Linked DNA regions of Homo sapiens: region 2 is linked to region 1. A link is a contact called in ENCODE Hi-C or POLR2A ChIA-PET data. All regions are on one chromosome and are shown on one strand. The core of a region is the stretch at or near the end of the contact, and the rest is flanking DNA. Distances in the headings are between cores, read along the strand shown. Region 1 overlaps CBFA2T2 (CBFA2/RUNX1 partner transcriptional co-repressor 2). Region 2 overlaps CDK5RAP1 (CDK5RAP1 mitochondrial tRNA methylthiotransferase).

Region 1 (2,700 bases), core at 127-2,626:
ATCCCCTGATCTTGTTGGACTTGAAAGCCCTTGTTATGCAATCTTGCAAATCCCCTCTTAGGGTTTTTTGAAAAATGATTTTATTTTTGTATGGTAGATGTTAAAGAGGTGATTTTTAAAAAGTCTGATCTTAAAGTAATGTAAAATACAATCTTAAATATATTAATTATATATTTTTAGTTTCTCCAGTTTACTAGTAGGCATATGCTTTTGTTAACTTTACATTTGTATTTAAGTAAAACATGATTCTTGATATTGATGTTAAAATAAAAAGATTGGTTTGGTTTTGGGATAGATTAAAATGTAGATTGAAATTTTACAATGCGTTTCATTTTCAAAAAAGACTATTTTTGCAACCTGATGCTTGAAATACCATATAATATTATTTTGTTCTTAAGTGACAGATGAAGAAACATTCCAGGTTGCTGTTTGCAGAACTTCTGTGCAAGTAAGGAGTTATTACAATGAAAAGCAAATTCACTATAAGCACCAGTGTTTATTTTTCTTACTTTTTTCTTTTTTTTTTTTTTTTTCAGACAGTGTTGCTCTGTCACCCAAGCTGGAGTGCAGAGGCATGATCTCAGCTCACTGCAGCCTTCGCCTCCTGGGTTCAAGTGATTCTCCTGCCTCAGTCTCCTGAGTGGGATTACAGGCTTGTGCCACCTGGCCCAGCTAGGTTTTGTATTTTTAGTAGAGACGGGGTTTCACCATGTTGACCAGGCTGTTCTCGAACTCCTGACCTCAAGTGATCTGCCCACCTCAGCCTCCTAAATTGCTGGGGTTACAGGGGTGAGCCACTGCGCCCGGCCTATTTTTCTTTTTTCTTTTCTTTTCTTTTCTTTCCTTTTCCTTTTTCTTTTCTTTTTTTTTTTTTTTTTTTTTTTGAGATGGAGTTTCGCTTTTGTTGTCCAGGTTGGAGTGCAGTGGAGTGATCTCAGCCTCCCAAATTGCTGGGGTTACAGGTGTGAGCCACTGCGCCTGGCTGTTTTTCTTTTTTAACGTTGTTTGAAAGTCTAGAATCATTTTTATGTGCTAGATGAGAGATTTGATCTGATAAATCAAACTCAGATGTCTGCATCTCAAGTGTATTTGTAGAATTATTTTTCTGTTTTCTATTAATTTAGATTGAATGTCAGAGTACCCATTATAGGTATTAAAATGAATATTACATAAGAAAAAATAACAACTTAAAAATGTTCAGAATTGTTTAAATAAAAACTTTAGACAGACATTTAGCAGAATTTAGGTGAGCATTAAAGGATTCAGGCAGCATTCAAAACTGGAAGAAGTTCAGAGAGCTCTGCTTTAGAAGCAGGCTTTTATAGGCTGAACGCTGTAGCAAAGTAAAGGAATTACTTGATTGGCTGTAGCTAGGCACTTGCCTTATTTGGATATGATCCAGTGGAAAGTCCCTAGTTAGAGGTTTGTTTTTGATTGGTTAAGCTTAAGTTTCATTTTATGTTTACATTGGGCTTCAGTTTGCTTACTAGGCACTGGAGCCAGCTGTCTCAGCCTAATGGCTGCCCAATTTAAAAAAAAAAAAACATTAAAATGGCATGTAGTTGTCATCATCAGAGTAAGAAACCAAAGAAGAGACCGTCATGAATGGGATCATTAGATCATGGACTGACACACATGTTCACTTAATACCCACAAGAGTGTCTTCACACTTTTTTGTCATGGATGGGACTTGTTTTCTGTTTTTTGTTTTGTTTTGTTTTTGATACAGTAAAATACTTAGGAGTTCTTGCAACTTTCTATAAGTTGTTTACATTTTACTCCAATTGCTTTATCATTGTGTGTATTTTGGAGGTACAGTTTTTTTCCTGAACCACTCTGAAAGTGGAAATATGCCCTTTTATCCCTAAATACTTAAATGCATATTTCCTGAAATCAAAGGCATTTTCTTACATAACCACACATAACCACAGTACAATTATCAAAATCAGAAAATGTAATAATGATACCATACTATTAACCTGATTCACAGACTATATTCAGGTTTTATAAATTATTTCAATAATGTCTTTTATAGCTCTTATACCTCAATCCAATTCAGTCTGTCATCACACACTGAATTTAACTGGCATGTCTCTTTCTTCCTTGCCTTTCCCCTTTCCTCTTTCCTTTTTTCTTCTTTCTTAGAGACAGGGTCTCATTCTGGTGCCCAGGCTAGGGTGCAGTGGTGCAATAATGGCTCACTGCAGCCTTGACCTCCTGGACTCAGGCAATCCCCCAACCTCAGCCTCCTGAATACTTGGGAATATAGGCACATGCCATTATGCCTGGCTAATTTTTTTTACTTTTTGTAGAGATGGAGTCTCACTACGTTGCTCCGGCTGGTCTCGAACTCCTTACCTTAAGTAAGCCACCTTCCTTGGCCTCCCAAAGTTTTGGGATTACAAATGTGAGCCACTGCGGCTCTTTAATTTTTCTTATTCTAAAACAGTTCTTCAGCCTGCCTGCCTCCTCTTCTCCCCTCCTGGTACTTTTCTTTTCTTGACCATTCCAATTTTGAATACAGACCAGTTGTTCTGTACTTAGTTTGGGTTTCGTTGCCGTTACCTTATGATTACATTAATGTTACGAATTTCAGGCTGGAATACTATAGAAGGGATGTATTCTCCTTAATGCCTCATTTAAGGAGGCACATAATCAGTGTGTCTCAATATTAGTGATTGGTTAATCATTGTATTAAGG
Region 2 (2,700 bases), core at 46-2,545, 180 kb before region 1:
GCATATTTGTGATGTCCATGGAAAAGAAGCAAAATAGAAGGGGCCAGGCACAGTGGCTCACACCTGTAATCCCAGCACTTTGGGAGGCCGAGGCGGGCAGATCACGAGGTCAGGAGATTGAGACCATCCTGGCTAATGCGGTGAAACCCCGTCTCTACTAAAAATACAAAAAATTAGCCGGGCATGGTGGCGGGTGCCTGTAGTCCCAGCTACTCGGGAGGCTGAGGCAGGAGAATGGCATGAACCCGGGAGGCAGAGCTTGCAGTGAGTCGAGATTGCGCAACTGCACTCCAGCCTGGGCAACAGAGCGAGACTGAGACTCCGCCTCAAAAAAAAAAAGAAGCAAAACAGAAACTAACAGCTCCTCTGAAGCTTCATCTCTCCAAAACACTAAAAGATACATGAATATGATACATACATTGGCACAGTTACGCTGCCCACAGAACACTACGCAGTGGCTTTAAAATGAATTAGTTGAGGTGTCATGACTCACGCCTGTCATCTCAGCACTTTGAGAGAGCGTGGTGAAAGGACTGCCTGAGCCAGGAGTTTGAGACCAACCTGGACAGCATAGAAAGATACTGCCTCTTAAAAAAACAAAAAAATTAGTTTGGTTGATGGCAGCTCAGTAACAATGACAATAAAGTCATGGGTTCAGTCGTTTGTCAGCCAGCTTTTCTGAGCCCCCTGGCCACAGGGGGCCTTCAACCTCCTGCCCAAACACAAGCACATTGCCACAAAGGTGACTGAGGGAATGAGGAGTGAACCGTGCAAATCCATGCCTACAATCAAGAAAATGACAGCCAACCAGGACTATCCTTCTCTTCAGGAAAAGTGCACTAATCTCTCCTTCTTTCCTAATCTCCTTCTGCTTTGCCTGGGAATCTGCTTTGTTTCCTGGGAAGCCTCCAAGTGAGTTCACTTGCCTAGGAAAACAGAAGTTAGGAATCACTGAGGATGGCTGGGAAGATGACCAGGGGCCCCGGTAAAATAAATCACATCTGCAGACCAAAAAGGAGTTCTGCATGTTAAGAAACAATTTTAGGTTTCTCGTAAAGAAAAGGTTTTCTCCTTCCATATTCAAATTGCAAACAATCTAAACATAATTTTAAAATATTTTAATGAGGAATACTGGCACAGTAATCATGTATCATCAAATTGCTGAACCGTTTCAGAGTAGACAGAGTGTACTAGAAAAATGAACGGAAGTGAATCGTAAGAGCCTGTGGTTTCTCAAGGACTGCCTTGCCGCCACTCTCTTTTCTGCCCTGTTCTCTACAGTCACCACCCCCAAACTGGTCAGGAATGATGTCAGTCCTCCCCAACCCCAGGGCTCACCTGTCTCATGCTGTAGGCAAAGAGGAAGCCCATGTTGTACTGAACTTCCCGGAGCAAAGAGACTGTCTGGACGTGATCTTCCTCCGTCTCACCACAAAAGCCAGCAATGAAATCGCTGCTGAGGCTCACACCTGTGATACACAGCAAAGGATGACAGGTGACTGCCTGCTGTTTACCTTCAAGGGAGGCCTTCAGCATATGTGGATTACAAGGGAGGGATAGCAACTGTAAGGTCCTCCCTAGGACTATTCATAAGTAAAACAAAATAGTACAGAGTAAGGCGGGATAGGCCTGTTCACCCACAGCATTCCATGACAGAGATCAGCTTCTTGGCCTACATTTCCCCTAAGCACTAGAAAAGGTATTTCCACTTCCAATGCTGCATTTAGGGACACAGTAGGGAGTCCACATTTTCATATCAGTCCTCTTACCAGTGAAAACCTTGTGGTGCTTCATACAAAAATATATTTCTGAATTTGGTTTGATACAATGGTCATCTAAGACAGTAGCAGCCGTTGCATGCGGTAGCTCACCCCTGTAATCCCAGCACTTTGAGAGGCCAAGGTGGGCGGATCACTTGAGGTCAGGAGTTCGAGACCAGCCTGGCCAATAGGCAAAATCCCATCTCTACAAAAAATACAAAAATTGACCAGGCAGGGTGGTATTCAAGTGTAGTCCCAGCTACTCAGGAGGCTGAGGTGGGAGGATCACCTGAGCCCAGGGAGGTCAAGGCTGCAGTGAACTGTGTTCATGCCACTGCATTCCAGCCTGGGCGACAGAATGATAACCTATCCCCCACCAAAAAAATTATTCCAGTGACCCAGTGAGGTGAGTACTATTAACTCCATTTTACAGATGAGAAAGCTGCATCCCACAGAAATGAAGTCTCTTATCTGCTATCACACAGCCTGTAACAGTGGAGCTTGACCCATAGCCACATACCTAGCCTCTGCATTACCCTGCCCTATCAAAACGAAAGTATTTGTCCATAAAAGTTAAAATAATTAGGCCAGGTGCAGTGGCTCATGCCTGTAATCCCACCACTTTGGCAGGCTGAGGCGGGCAGATCACTTGAGGTCAGGAGTTCGGGACCAGCCTGGACAACATGGTGAAACCCTATCTCTACCAAAAAATACAAAAATTAGCTGGGCATGGTGGCCTGTAGTCCTGGCTACTTGGGAGGCTGAGGCACAAGAATCGCTTGAACCTGGCAGGCAGAAGCTGCAGTGAGCCGAGATTGCGCCACTGCACTCTATCCTGGGCAATAGAGCAAGATTCTGTCTCAAAAAAAAAGTTGTAATAATTAGAAATTTGAGGAAAAATGTATACACCCTCAACCAAATCTAAACTAAATGACTACAG

The links. Hi-C counts contacts between places; a loop is a spot of excess contacts on that map. ChIA-PET counts read pairs that join two places held with the same protein, here RNA polymerase II (POLR2A). Pooled maps may share reads with other maps.
Region 2: a pooled map shows a loop between it and region 1 (6-fold over the local background). The contact joins two enhancer-like sites. A Hi-C loop is called at or near these places in 2 of 50 pooled maps. POLR2A ChIA-PET finds 5 or more read pairs at or near these places in 3 of 52 experiments (H1, activated naive CD4-positive, alpha-beta T cell and naive thymus-derived CD4-positive, alpha-beta T cell).

The regions. Positions count from the first base shown.
Region 1 is chr20:33,553,740-33,556,439 of GRCh38, forward strand. All of the region lies in intron 1 of CBFA2T2 (CBFA2/RUNX1 partner transcriptional co-repressor 2), which reads left to right. Among named protein-coding and RNA genes, the nearest start is that of CBFA2T2, 65 kb to the left of the region's middle. RefSeq lists an enhancer at 1,441-1,600. Within about 2 kb of position 1,377, at least 13 of the 41 ENCODE cell types and tissues checked have a DNase peak (open chromatin) inside an H3K27ac peak, as active enhancers do.
Region 2 is chr20:33,369,161-33,371,860 of GRCh38, forward strand. CDK5RAP1 (CDK5RAP1 mitochondrial tRNA methylthiotransferase) reads right to left here. Exons shown (of 14, transcript NM_016408.4): 11 at 1,339-1,469. Among named protein-coding and RNA genes, the nearest start is that of CDK5RAP1, 31 kb to the right of the region's middle. Within about 2 kb of position 1,296, at least 7 of the 41 ENCODE cell types and tissues checked have a DNase peak (open chromatin) inside an H3K27ac peak, as active enhancers do.